4 separate regions of the Homo sapiens genome follow, and all the other regions are linked to region 1. A link is a contact called in ENCODE Hi-C or POLR2A ChIA-PET data. All regions are on one chromosome and are shown on one strand. The core of a region is the stretch at or near the end of the contact, and the rest is flanking DNA. Distances in the headings are between cores, read along the strand shown. Region 1 holds the start of RNASET2 (ribonuclease T2). Region 2 holds the start of IGF2R (insulin like growth factor 2 receptor). Region 3 overlaps MAP3K4 (mitogen-activated protein kinase kinase kinase 4). Region 4 holds the start of AGPAT4 (1-acylglycerol-3-phosphate O-acyltransferase 4).

The links. Hi-C counts contacts between places; a loop is a spot of excess contacts on that map. ChIA-PET counts read pairs that join two places held with the same protein, here RNA polymerase II (POLR2A). Pooled maps may share reads with other maps.
Region 2: a map with no recorded cell type shows a loop between it and region 1 (13-fold over the local background). The contact joins the promoter of IGF2R here to the promoter of RNASET2 in region 1. A Hi-C loop is called at or near these places in 5 of 37 single-sample maps with no recorded cell type and 9 of 50 pooled maps.
Region 3: a loop to region 1 is called in a map with no recorded cell type, with 10 times the contacts of the local background. The contact joins the enhancer-like site here to the promoter of RNASET2 in region 1. A Hi-C loop is called at or near these places in 3 of 37 single-sample maps with no recorded cell type and 2 of 50 pooled maps.
Region 4: a map of CD8-positive, alpha-beta T cell shows a loop between it and region 1 (7-fold over the local background). The contact joins the promoter of AGPAT4 here to the promoter of RNASET2 in region 1. A Hi-C loop is called at or near these places in 1 of 168 maps with a recorded cell type or tissue (CD8-positive, alpha-beta T cell) and 6 of 50 pooled maps. POLR2A ChIA-PET finds 5 or more read pairs at or near these places in 1 of 52 experiments (activated CD4-positive, alpha-beta T cell).

Annotation. Positions count from the first base shown.
Region 1 is chr6:166,954,897-166,958,266 of GRCh38, reverse strand. RNASET2 (ribonuclease T2) reads left to right here and starts at 1,717. Exons shown (of 9, transcript NM_003730.6): 1 at 1,717-2,170. The coding sequence starts at 2,085. RefSeq lists silencers at 732-781, 1,052-1,151, 1,192-1,951.
Region 2 is chr6:159,967,562-159,970,931 of GRCh38, reverse strand. IGF2R (insulin like growth factor 2 receptor) reads right to left here and starts at 1,850. Exons shown (of 48, transcript NM_000876.4): 1 at 1,537-1,850. The coding sequence starts at 1,685. RefSeq lists silencers at 1,230-1,359, 1,380-1,659, 1,670-2,289.
Region 3 is chr6:161,036,397-161,039,766 of GRCh38, reverse strand. All of the region lies in intron 2 of MAP3K4 (mitogen-activated protein kinase kinase kinase 4), which reads right to left. Among named protein-coding and RNA genes, the nearest start is that of MAP3K4-AS1, 46 kb to the right of the region's middle. RefSeq lists an enhancer at 906-975. Within about 2 kb of position 1,531, at least 15 of the 41 ENCODE cell types and tissues checked have a DNase peak (open chromatin) inside an H3K27ac peak, as active enhancers do.
Region 4 is chr6:161,272,579-161,275,948 of GRCh38, reverse strand. It overlaps AGPAT4 (1-acylglycerol-3-phosphate O-acyltransferase 4), which reads left to right and starts at 1,888. Exons shown (of 9, transcript NM_020133.3): 1 at 1,888-2,011.

The DNA of each region.
Region 1 (3,370 bases), core at 468-2,967:
TGCCACCCCCGCCCAGCAAATTTTTGTATTTTTAGTAGGGACAAAAGGCCCCCAGGCCCCTGCAATAATGGTCCTCATAACACCACTCCTCCCCGAGTCCAGATTTGCTTTATATTTGGCAGTGGTCACAACAGCCCTCCTTGACAAGGGGCTGTTTAAACACACCGGACTGTGATTTAAAGGAAAATGAGGATTCTGGGAAGCACTTTTGTTTTAAGAAAATTATTTTTTTAGCTTAAAAGAAAAGAGAAAAAGAACTGTGGCGTGTGCCTATATTCTTGAGAGGAAGGAATGAAAGGAGCCGGAAAGAAACAAATAAGTCGTTAGGGAAAAGGAGAACGAGAATAACACCATGACCTGTAGGAGGTCCTGGAGGAGCTAAGGAGGTGTCAGCCATTTTCCCCCCCCATCTGTTCCACAGGTGGCATTTTATTGAGCACCGACTGTCCCCCATCCACTGTGCTCAGTGGCAGGGACTCAAGGTGGGCAAAATAGACATGGGCCTTGCCTTGCAGTCTAGTGGGAAAAACAGATTAATCATTTAAATATTTTGTTTCAAAGAATGGTAATGCATGCAGGCAAGGTCCAGGCCTGTGGGAGAGCAGGCTACAGGCCCACCTGCTATTTAGACAGTTACCAGTGGCAGAGGACCCCGAGGAAGGCGCAGTTTACTCGACGTGTAAATAGGAATAGCCTTAACTAGCTGTGGGTGTGCGGACAGGGAAGGGAAAGAGGAGAAACATCTGCAGAGACAATGCCGGGTGCACAGCCCGTGGGCGGGGCCGCGGGTGCAGGGGAACCCGTGCCTCTGAAGGGCTGGGAAGGCCAGGGTGTTGGGGGAGGAGACCGGGCCTATGGGACTGGCCCTGGCTACGCCAAGGTGGGGCTGACATGAAGTCCCCTTCATCCGTGGGGGGTGGCCCGTCCCTCTGGGAGGGGATCCCTCACAAGATGACTTCCCAGGTCGCGCCCCGAGGCGGCTCTTTGCTGCCCCCACAGAGATGACTTCCGGGCTCCTGGGGCCCGCGGGGAGGGGCAGGTGAGGCCCAGGGCTGGGTGAGGGCCAGGCCCTTCTAGGAATGTTGGTGCTCCCAGCACCTAGCACCGGGAGACTGGAGAGGTTTCCAGGAGAGTGACCCGAGTAGGTCCCCTCCTAATTCTGGAGCCGTCCCTCGGGCTGCGCAGTGGAGCGCCGAGGTGGCGGGAGGCTGCGGGGAGCCTGGGCGGCCAAGCACCATCTGCAGTCAGGAGCTCCCGGGCAGCTTGCAGGGCGCAGTTTTTGAAAGCGGGTGCTGCGTGCGGACCGCGGGCCTGCAGGGTGCGCGGGTCGGGCTGGGGGCTGTCCCTGGAGAGTAGAGTGGCCCTGGGGCCCGCACGCCCACTTGCTGGCGGGGGATGGCGCAGACACGGGCGGTCCCCCCGAGGGCGGTCCTCACGGGTGGTCTAGGTTAGCTCGGACCCGGGAGTGTGGGAGTGGCGCAGAGCTGCGGGAAAAGGCGCGGGGCGCCTGCGTGGCGAAGGAACACAGCCGCCTGACACGCCCTCAAGGCCCGCGGAGCTGCTCCTGCCTCGGCCTCTCTGAGCCAACCACGGGGCGGGGCGTGAACGCCGGGCGGGGACGTGCCGTTCTGGGGGGCGTGTCCACCGGCGGGGGCGTGCCGTCCTGGGGGCGTGGCTCTCTGCTCCGGTGCAGGCCCGCAGGGCGCCCTGGGCTGGGAGCAACGCGACTGACCGTGGTCGTGGGCGGACGGCGGCTGCAGCGTGGAGGAGCTGGGGTCGCTGTGGGTCGCGAAGCAGAGCCCGGGACGTGCGCGCTTGGTGCACGATCCTGAAGGGGAGCTCCGAGGGGCCCGGGTCGCCAGGGCTGCTGCGGCCATTCCCGGAGCCCGGCGCGGGGCCCGCGAGATACTGGTTTAGGCCGTCCCAGGGCTCCGGGCGCACCCGGTGGCCGCTGCTGCAGCGGAGGGAGCGCGGCGGCGCGGGGGCTCGGAGACAGCGTTTCTCCCGGAAGTCTTCCTCGGGCAGCAGGTGGGAAGTGGGAGCCGGAGCGGCAGCTGGCAGCGTTCTCTCCGCAGGTCGGCACCATGCGCCCTGCAGCCCTGCGCGGGGCCCTGCTGGGCTGCCTCTGCCTGGCGTTGCTTTGCCTGGGCGGTGCGGACAAGCGCCTGCGGTGAGTTACCTTGCGAGGTAAAGTGGGGAGCGTGGGAGCCGGGCCCTAGAGCTTTCCACTGGGTGAAGGCTGCAGCTCTCGGGGTCGGCGGTCGCTGAGCCCCGGGCAGCGACTGGGGAGGGCGGGGGGAGCCGAGCACGCTCCGGGGTGACCCCTGGGAAGAAGTTGGGAAGTTGAGCACGCCTCGGGGTGACCCCTGGAGGGAGTGGGTTGGGGGGAGCCCTTAGCACACTCAGAAGTGACCTCTGGGAAGGAGTGCGATGAGGGGAGTCCTGAGCACGCCCCGGGGTGACCTCTGGGAAGGAGTGGGTTGGGGGGAGCCCTGGGCACGCTCTGGGGTGACTCCTGGGAAGAAGTGGGTTGGGGAGCCCTGAACACTCCCCGGGGTGACCCCTGGGAAGGAGTAGGGGGTAGGGTGAGGTCCTGGGTACACTCCAGCCTGGAGCTGGACTGGAAACTCATCCCACAGACTGCTCCCAGCCTAGGACGCGACAAAGCAGGTGGCAGGCTTGGTGGAGCACTGTTCCTGCACTCGAAGTTCTCTCAGAGGTCGAAGAAGTCGTGGAGGGGACACTTAATTTCAGCTTTCACTGCGGCGGGTGGTGAAACGACGGTTCTTCCTCTTTTTGAGTATCCTGTTCTGAATCCCTTCCCTTGGCTCGCCCTCCGCGTGTGTGTGTGTGTGCGCGTGTGTGTGTGCGCGTGTGTGTGTGTGCGTGTGCGTTTGTGTGTGCGTGTGTGTGTGCGTGCGTGTGCGTGTGCGTGCGTGCGTGTGTGTGCGTGTGTGTCGTGTGTGCGCGTCTGTGCGTGTGTGTCGTGTGTGCGCGTGTGTGTGTGTGCGTGTGTGCGTGTGTGTGCGTGCGTGCGTGTGTGCGCGTGTGTGCGTGCGTGTGTGCGTGCGTGTGTGCGTGTGTGTGTGTGGCAGCCGCCCAAATTAATTAGGGGTAAACAGGCGGTGCTGCAAAGAACTCCAACTTTAATTCTGTGGAAGATACCAATATTTGAATACCATATTATTTCTTTCTATTTGGGTAATGATCGGGTTAATAGGATTTCTTACTTACATAGTAGGTGTGGAAAAGGTGGGTTTTACTTATTTATTTTTTTTTAGACAGTCTTACTCTGTCACTCAGGCTGGAGTACAGTGGCGTGACCTCAGCTCACTGCAACCTCCACCTCCCGGGTTCAAGCGATTCTCCT
Region 2 (3,370 bases), core at 601-3,100, 7.0 Mb after region 1:
TAATTTTCATATTTTTTGTAGAGACGGGGTTTCGCCATGTTGCTGAAGCTGGCCTCCAACTCCTGGACTCAAGTGACCCGCCCACCTCGGCCTTCCAAAGTGCTGGATTCCGGGCATGAGCCACCGCGCCCAGGCGAGTTAATTTCTTATTTTTGGTCACAGAAGCCATTATTCCAAAATGCCTTCCTCTAAATGTTGTTCTCAGCCTGACCTCGTTTAAGCTGCCACCATTTCTCTGTATCATACTAGTTACTGGAGTAACTATGTATCTTAGGGTAGCTAACTGGTCTTTAAACTAGTGTCACAAACTCTCCCTCCATCCACCCTTCCCCTTCCAAAAAAGGGAGCATAAAAAATATGGGCCTTTCCAAAGAGTTTCTATCGTGAGATCAGCCTCACCCTCCTTAGACTAATTTCTGCATGTTCTGAACACAGGGGTGCTAATAAAACTATCTCTGATGCATGGGAAAAATAAGAACCCCCCCCATAAACCCTACCACAAACTCCAAGTTCAGCCCAAAGTAGGCTCAACTTTGTTTCACTCTGAAAAGTAACTTGTAAAAGTAACTTGTAAAAGTAACAGTAACAGGGAGAAACTGTTGTCTGTTCAAAACTTTTCATCCTGCTTCCTTTTTACCAAAGTTTAAAAAAATAAACAAAAGCTGAATTTTCCATCATCCTAAACAGTCCAGAAAAGGATGGTCAGAAAATTCCTGAAATTCGAAGTTCCCCAGGCCCTGGACTGCTAGCAGTTGCGCGAGGTGAACAGCCCTCGATGGGACTGATGGGTTATACAATCATGGTTCCCAGAGCAAGATCCACTAGAATAATCCGCCCCGGAGACAATGACATCATGTGAGCAACCAGGCAGGAAGTTGGGCTCAGAGAAGTGAAGGGTCAAGTCTTGAAAGCTCACACTGGACGACACCCCCTGCCCCCAATCTAAAGAAGACAAAAGTCACCGCCTGCTAAAAATATATATATATATATATTCTTTAAAGAGAAAATGAGCCCACGGGGGGAAATCAATCAGCAAATGAAACCACAAACACTCAACTCCAGGACCATTCCTGCGGGCTCCAACGCCCCGGTGAGCCTCTCCACACCGAGGGGCCTCACCGGTGCCCCGCTGGCGAAACTCTGATGCAAACGCGCAGCGGGAACAAAGCAAACTGGAGTTCCTGCCTCCAACTTTCCCGGACGCCCGGCCGCGCGAGGGCAGGCGCCGACCCCAAGGGCCGGGGCGACCGCTCCGCACAAAGCCACCCCCGACTCAGCGACAGCCACAAGTGGCCGGACGCGGGGCTCCAGGACCGCCACGACCGCGTGTGCCCCCGCGCCCCCCGCCTGCGCACGGGACCCGGCGGGACTCGCGGACACCACGCAGGCAACTTTCCCTCGGGAACGGGGCGGACCCCGGCGCGGAACGGAGGCGACTTGGAGACCCCAGGAGCTCCTCGAGCGCTCCCCGCCCCCCACGCCGGCCGCTCACCCCGGGCACCGCGAGCGGAGCCTGCGTCCGGGCGGGCCACCCACCTGCACAGCTCGGGGAACGGGGCGGCCTGGGCCTGCGTGGACCCCGGGGCAGCGACGAGCAGCAGCAGCTGCAGCAGGAGCAGAGAGCGCTGCGGGCGGCGGGCGGGCGCGGGCCCCAGGTGGGGGCTCCGGCCGGCGGCGGCCCCCATCGCGCCGGGCCCGGACTGCGCGGCGGGCGCGAGGCTAACGGCGCGCGACTGCTGGGGGCCGCGCCCGGGACGGGGTCGCGCCGCCAGGGCAAAGGCGGAGGTGGAGACGGAGCGGGAGCCCGAGGTGAGCGCGGCTCGACTGGGCTCGGCGACAGCGACAGCGGCAGCGGCGGCCCCGGAACCGCGTCACGTGACAGCCGCCCGGCACCGCCCCCCCACCCCCGCCCCCCGCTCACGTGACTCCCTTGTTCAGGTGACCCCCGCCCGCCCCGGCTCCTCCCAGGCCCGGGTCACGTGAGCGCAGCGCGCGGGACAGGAAGCGGCGCGGGCGGGGCGCAGGCTCCAGGTGCCTCCCGGGGCCTGAGCCTCTCGGCGGGCTGGGCGCGGCGGGGGTGCCTAGCCGGGCCTCAGTTTCCCCTCCCACCGCGCCCTGCTGGATCGTGGCGGGTGCTTCCCAGGTTAGAGCAACTGTTCCCAACCTCGATCGACCAGTAGGGGAAAATAGGGAACTTGGATCAAAGTGCCAGGGAGGTAAATGCCTTCGCACAGCCTAGTGGCAGCGGATCCGTGGGGGGTGGGAACACACTTTAACTGCCCGTGGAGTCAAATCATGGGGGTTTACAACCTTGGCCCGTCAGAGCCTCTCAGACCTTCTGTGGGAATGTTATTTCCCAAGCGTGGGCTTCCTACAGCAAGGAAGGCAGCACAAATCCAGCAAGGTGAAAGAGTGGACAAAAGTGTCGCTGTCAAGCAAGTGCCACTCAACAAAGCTTTATTAATTCACTACGTGGATGGCCATGAGCTAGCCACAATGAAAGTAGAACGATGAATCTAAAAGTCTTGAACTAAAAAAATTCACTTTCTTTTAGAGTAAATATACAAAATAATCATGACTGAAAATAGTAATCATCATCATCATAAAAGCTCATCTTTTTTAGTGCTTATTCCATACCAGACACTGCTAAGCATGTAAGCATGAATCTTTAAAAACCTATGAGATGGGAACCTACTTATAGATGAGGAATTGAGGCACAAGGATACTCAGTGACTTACTCAAAGACACTCTGGGATGTGGCAAAGCTGGAATTCAAACACATATAAATAATCATGACCCAATAATAGCTAACATTTCTTGAGCAAGTAATTATGTACGAAGTACTGAAGTGTTCGGACACTGTGATTTAGCTCATTTAATCCTAACAGTCCTGTAAGAGGGGGTGCCTTTATTGCATCCGTTTTGCAGATAAGGAAAGTGAGGAATGGAGAAATTAAATAACTAGTTAGTCTTGCAGCTAGTAAGTGAAAAAGCCCGGGTTTGAGCCCAAGCCAGTCACAGGCCTGTGACATAACCACCGTGCTATTAATATATTGCCCAAGAAAAGAAAGTGTTGTAGTGGGTCAAAGGGAGAGCTCAGGTGTAAACTGTGGACGTCGAAAAAGGGTTTGTGGTGACCGGGCGCGGTGGCTCGCGACTGTAAACCCAGCACTTTGGGAGGCCAAGGCGGGCGGATCACAAGGTCAGGAGATCGAGACCATCCTGGCTAACACAGTGAAATCCCATCTCTACTAAAAATACAAAAAATTAACCGGGCGTGGTGGCACACGCCTGTAGTCCCAGCTACTCGGGAGGCTGAGGCAGGAGAATCGCTTGAACCCAGGAGGCAGAGGTTGCAGTGAGCAGAGAT
Region 3 (3,370 bases), core at 282-2,781, 5.9 Mb after region 1:
TTCCATAATGCTGTATTTATGGTGTGCATCTCTCTTATCTTTACAAAACTAAGAGCTTATTTACAGGCATTCTTCTTAGTACCAATGTTTTATCTCTAATTTCTCCTGTCTATAACTTCCCATTCTAACATGTCACTGGTAATGATTTGCAGGAAATTAGCACTATTATAATTCCATCAAATAATTTCAATGAGTCAATTGTCTAATCACACATATGCACCACAATTAGGGCTATCAATTTTCTCAAGATCTGAATTTACAATTATAAAAAACAAATACATGACAATAGTAGCTACTCTGAGCCTACAGAGGTAATAACATTGCAAGAATCATACCTGTATAATCAGTTCATGAGCATGGCTACCATAGCTAAAAAGCCAGTATTGCTGGTTCTTATCTCTTCCTCTAAATAGTCCCCTCAGTTACCTTTCTGAGTCCTTACATTCCTTCAGGGATGTACTTGATGTTTTTTTTTTTTTTTTTTTTTGCATTTTTGCGGGTTCGGGGCTAGGGGAAGCAAAGACAGTATGACTGACCAGATTCTAATTCCCCAAAGCTTTACAATGAATGCATGTAGCAGTTAACTTCCCAAAGTAACCTACAAACCCGACCTGGTACCGCTGCCTTGAGCAGTCGCCTCCCACAGTGAATTTGGGCCAGCCTCATGGAACTAAAAGAACACAACAGAAGTGACACTGCACAACCGCGGAAGCTAAGGCCTAAGAAGGCCTGCGATTTCCACCTCAGTCTCTCAAAACACTGGCTCTGAGGAAAGACAGCTGCCGTGTAAGAAGTCCAATTACCCAAGGACCACCCTGGGCTAGCCATGAGGAAGATCACATGGAAAGAAAACTGTGCCAGCAGCCCTCAGCTGTTCCTGCTCTCTCAGCCCAAGTGAACAGACACATATGTGAGTGAGGGAGCCATCGTGGATGTTTGACATCCAGCAGACACTATGCAGACAAAAAAAATGAGGGCTCAGACTTAGGGCCCCAGCCAAGCCAGGATGTTTCCAGCCAACTGAGCTATTCCAGCCAAGGCTCCAGACATCCTGGGACAGGGATGACCTGTACCCTGCCTACACACCTGAACCACAGAATCATGAGCAATAAAATAATTGCTCTTTCATGCCATTAAGTTTCACAGTGGTTTGTTACACAACAATAGATAATCTGAAAAATGCAAATGTTATTGGTGACTATTTAAAAGATGAGTCCAACTCTGACCGCAGTTCTAAAGTTAATAGTATGACTCAGAGATCCTTTGTCTGTTGCAGTGAGAAAGAAATAATGTAACAGTTCACATTTCCTTGGACAGCTTTTTAAATAAATCTGACCAATCTAATTAATTCTAAAAAGCTCCTCAAAATACTGAGGGGGCCAATATATTATTATGAGTCACATGCTAGTCTGAAATACTAGTCTTCCTGACTCAGCTTTGAGGTCACAGCACAAATGTCACTTGTTCCAGAAGTCTTCCCAAGCCCAGGTCTTCTCAATACTGCCTCCTGTGTGCATCCAGATGAGCCTGTACTGTTGGTCATTTGTGTACTCCCTACTTGACCTGGAACTAGGTCTTATTCATCTTCCAAAAGAGCACATGCCTATGGAGTCACTCAAATGCTGATTCAATGGAAAGAATGGAGGAGAAATAAGGAAAGAACAGAGGGAGGAAAGGAAAAAAGGAAGTGAGGAGAGAAAGCGTGAGAAAGGCAGAAGAAAGAAAAGAAAGGAAGAGGATGAAAGGAAGGATGGAAGGAAGGAAAGACAGGCAACAGCAACAGTAACAAAAAAAATGTACTAGCAGCATTATGTAGTGAGATAAAGCGAAGGACTAGGAAGACATACAAGGAAATGTGTAGTCCAGGCAGGACAGAAGCAGGAACAGTAGCTACACGACTTGAGACAATCATTTAATCTAAGACTCAGGGTCCTAAAAATGGGCACACCATTTAATAAGGATATGTCAACAATGTAATTATTTAATTTTGCTTTAAGATTTAAGTCAAGAAAAAAAGTAGTAAGTGTTGGGAAGAAATCCTGACTTTACAACCGGTCATGGTTGCTCGTGCCTATAATCCCAGCACTTTGGGAGACTGAGGCAGGTGGATCACCTGAGGTCAGCAGTTCGAGACCAGCCTGGCCAACATAGCGAAACATCGTCTCTACCAAAAATACAAAATTAGTCGGGCATGGTGGCGCATGCCTGTAGTCCTAGCTACTCGGGAGGGTGAGGCAGGAGAATTGCTTGAACCCAGGAGGCGGAGGTTGCAGTGAGCTGAGATCGCGCCACTGCACTCCAGCCTGGGCAACAAGAGTGAAACTCCGTCTCAGAAAAAATAAAAGAAATCCTGAGTTTACAATAATAATGATGATAACTAATACTGAATACATAATCCTAACAACACTATAAGGCAGATGATTTTACAGATAGAGAAACGAGATATGGAGGCTGCATACGCAGAAGATAGCGGAACCAGGACTGGAGTCCGGGTGATCAAGCAACCAAGATTCTGCTTTTGTCCACCATGCTGTGCTGCAATAGTCTGAGAACAAATAAATTCTCAAAGACTATTAACCACCACAACCAAGACTAAGACATTAAAATGGCCCACTTGTCTACCACTGGCGTCCCATTTCCACCTTGTCTTGGTATTCATAAACAAGAATGTCCGCAAGAAATAGTTCACCAGCTGGCATACATGTGAAGCCACTTTCTAATATACATGTGACTGAGACATTTAAAATTGAAAGCCGTAAAACTTCTCTGAGCCAGTTTCCTCAGCTGTAAAATAAGTACAGGTTTAAAGTCCTTTATCTGAAATGCTTGGGACCAGAAGTGTTTTGGATTTTGGAATATTTGCATTATACTTTCTGAGTAAGCACCACAAATCCAAAAATCTGAGGTTCAAAATGCTCCAATTAGCATTTCCTTGGAGCATCATGTCTGTATTCAAAAGGCCTCAGACTCTGGAGCATGTAGATTAGGGATACTCAAAATTTGTATTATATAAGACCAACACCTCACTGGGTTATTACATTATTCAAAAGATAATTCTTTTGAGGTGTTAAGCACAGTGATTAACCGATAGTAAGCACCCAGTAATTGCTAATGATAACTGTGAAGATGCTGCTACAAATGATATAGCAGCCATTTAAATTAAAAGTACAGGCTATTCTGTGACAAAAAAAGTTCATAAAACATTAAATTTAAGAAGCCATTATAAAATAGTAAAGATAGTACAGCATAAACATATATAGCAAAAAGCTAGAGAGTCTGTAGTCAGGCTTTTACAAATGGTAAAAGAAGCTACTTTTGTGTATTAGGTTTAATGGGTGATTTTTATTCTTTTGTCTGTATTTTCTGAATT
Region 4 (3,370 bases), core at 639-3,138, 5.7 Mb after region 1:
TATGTCTGTAATCCCAGCTATTTGGGAGGCTGCAGCACGAGAATTGCTTGAACACAGGAGGTGGAGGTTGCAGTGAGCTGAGATCGTATCATTGCACTCCAGCCTGGGCAACAGAGCAAGACTCTGTCTCAAAAAAAAAAGCATAGGATTTAATCCATGAATTTTGAATTTCTATGTTAAATTTTTAGAAATAGTAACTTTTTCTCCCATATTTCTCAGCTATATCTGAGATAACTGGGACTGAGCAACATTGTCTAGACAGGCAAAGTGTTAGCAATAATAAGTATAATAATAATTGTAATGTAATAATGGAATGAGGATGTTAAAGTACTGAGATCAGGATAAAAGTTACAATTGTCCAAATTTTAAATTTCCTATCATTTCCACTGAAATCACTGACTGTACTTATAACATTATCAGGAATTTATGCAATTTGTAGGTTTTGAAATAAATTACCATTCAGAATTCAACCGTGAAAAACAGTGTAACTCTACTTGAAAAACACTTTGAAAAACTCAAGTTTCCACCAAATCTAGAAGCACATGGGTCGTAAAACATAGTTCGAAAAGTTACGAGAGATGATGACTACAAGGAACTTTTTATAAAAATCTTTTATAAGCATTACTCTGTGGTCAAATTTATTTTCACATGGATATTAAAACAAGTTATTGCTACAAATGGGTTTCTGTTCTGATCCTTTTTTTGTTTGCCTCACATATCCTTTCTCTTCCACCACATTCTGCTTCACTCTCCCCGTCTCTCATCACAGACAAGAAAAATGCCACCTCCCATAGGACCCACTCCAAACCCTGTTTCCTGAATGATCAATGCCTTCCCCCATCGCAATCAAAAAAGCACTTTCTATTCTGTCTTCATGACACACTGGTTTTGACACTTGCATAGCTGTTAGTAATTCTGCAATGTGCTTGGGCTATTTGTGAGCACATGTATTTTTCCTTTATAGATTATAAACATCTAAAGAACAAGGTTAACCCAGGAGTCAAGTAAATAGTTAAATATTATTTTGACAATGGCTGTAATAGTGGACATTTGAAAGGAATACACCTCAGTATTTTGAAATTGAAATAATTTTCTAGATCCTGGCATTTCTGGACTTTCAACAGCCCACCCTTTTTAAAAATTGTGAAGACACTTTTACTATAAAGGTCTGCCCAGACCCTCTCTGATACACCTGTGTAAATGCCACGTGCATGTGAGCATGCGACAGTACGTGTGTGCACGCCTGTGCAGTGGTAATCAACCATGGTGCTAAGGTTTGAAAACAGAAAATACATCAATCGACCTCCAAGCTTCTTTCATCCCACTTCATAACATCTCAATCTCTTGAGTGCTGAGGCTTATTTTGTTTAAGATGATTTGGACTCTTCTGAGTGCAACGCAATCTCCTTCCAGCACAGCGGACCGAGGAGAGGTGAGGGGAGAGTTTTGAGGGTGGGCATATTGATCCTACGCTTGCTGAATTAAAAATGAGCCAACTGAGGACAATTTCCAGGTTGCAACACAGACGGAGCCGGAGTCTGGGTTGAGGTTAGAGGAGCCGTTAGGGCGCAGGGATGCAACAGGATTTGGGAGAAAGGGGAGAGAAAGCAAGGCCACTTCCAGGGGGCTTTCATTTTTTTTTTATCCTGGCAGCTTCCCGAGCCAGATTTCAAAAGCGATTTCAAACGTGAAGCCAACTGAAGCACTGCCTTACACTAATTGGAAGGGGAAGGGAGTGACTCATATTACACCAGCTCGCTCTTCCCTCTCGGCAACTGCTAACTTGTAGCTTTAAAAGGAAGTGACATGGGTGGGGAGAGACGTCAGCTGAGGACCACTTTTTTTTTTTTTTTCTTCCTGAAGGGTCCACCCCATGGGTGGAGTCTCGCTTTTTCTTTCCAGTGTTGGCTGACTTACAGCTCTTATAAACTAGTGGCAATTTCTGAACCCAGCCGGCTCCATCTCAGCTTCTGGTTTCTAAGTCCATGTGCCAAAGGCTGCCAGGAAGGAGGTATGTGGTCCTGGTGCCGTTCGCAGGCACCTTCCCCGCTGGGTGTGGCTGATGTTTGCATTCCTCTTCCCAGCATATTTTTCTCTCCTGGGCTGGATTTCCTTAGGACCTCTGGAAGGGGTAGGCTCCGGGGGCGGGGGGGGAGTGCAAGGCGGGCGGGGGAAAGGTGCAGGGGGCGCCTGGAGGGAGGCGAAGAGAGGCTCTGCTGGTACAAAAGGACCCTCGCTTTGTGCTGGGCCGGGTGAGCGTCCCTTTCTGGGCTGTGATTTCAAGCTGCTGTTCCTGGCTTCATTTACCCACCCACCCAGCCCCCTCCCGGGGCTAAAGCATTTTCTCTGCTATAGACGAAGCTGGGCGGGGGGTGGTGGTGGGGGGAATGTTCCTATTACATATTGCTCTCTTTTGTGTCATGCAACATGTTCTTCCGTCGCTGACGTTTCTATGGCAACCACAAAAATACTACACAATATGCAGCCCCGATATACATTGATTTATTTGTATTTTGTGTCTAGTTTGCAGCTTTCTGCTCTGCTTCTTGCTTTGGTTTGCTAAAATCCAGCATGGCTTGTGGCTACCCCTCCTCACTTTCATTTTGGTTTTTCCCTATCACAGGAGGGGTGGGGGAGGGGAGTTGTCAAGGAAACAGGCATTGGTAATTACCTCTCTATTTACCTAATTTTCGGCCTATGAATTTCTCCATATCGAGGAATTAAAAAAAGAATGCTTTGATGTTTATGTAAGTCTTCAGTGTCTGGTCTTTTTTTAGAAAACCTAAACACTTCTTAAGATAAGATATTGATCCTGTGGTCAAGCTAAGGGGGAATTAATTCCTTACAGGAGGTGAGATCATTGAAATAAAGTTTTAGAGAGCATTGGAGAATTCGCACTGATAAATGTGATATTGCCTGCCCAGGTTTGCCTAAAAGCTTAAATATTTAAAAGATGGGTCTTTGCTCTCATCTGCACTTATTTAGCTCCAAATCTTAAGTTCAACAAGTATGAGTAACAAATTAACTGCCGGGCAGGATTCTCCGTTTTTCGTTTTCGTGCATTGTTCTTAGATGGATTAGCCACGCTATTCACTCTCTTCAAGGTGAGGGTTGCTAGACTTTTTCAAAACTGTGGAAGGATTAACTCATCTGTGATTAGTCAACGACTCTCAGTTGGAAAAAAAGTATCTTGAGAGAAGGGAGAATGTGTGTGTTTGTGTGTGTGTGTGTGTGTGTGTGTGTTTAGGGAAATGGGAGGCGGGCAGGGAGAACAGGGCACATCTTGAGTTCTACGTTAAAAGGATTCCATCTTCTGAATATTCTCTATGGGGAGAAAAACTGTTATTCAGAAAAAATATGAAATGAGAAA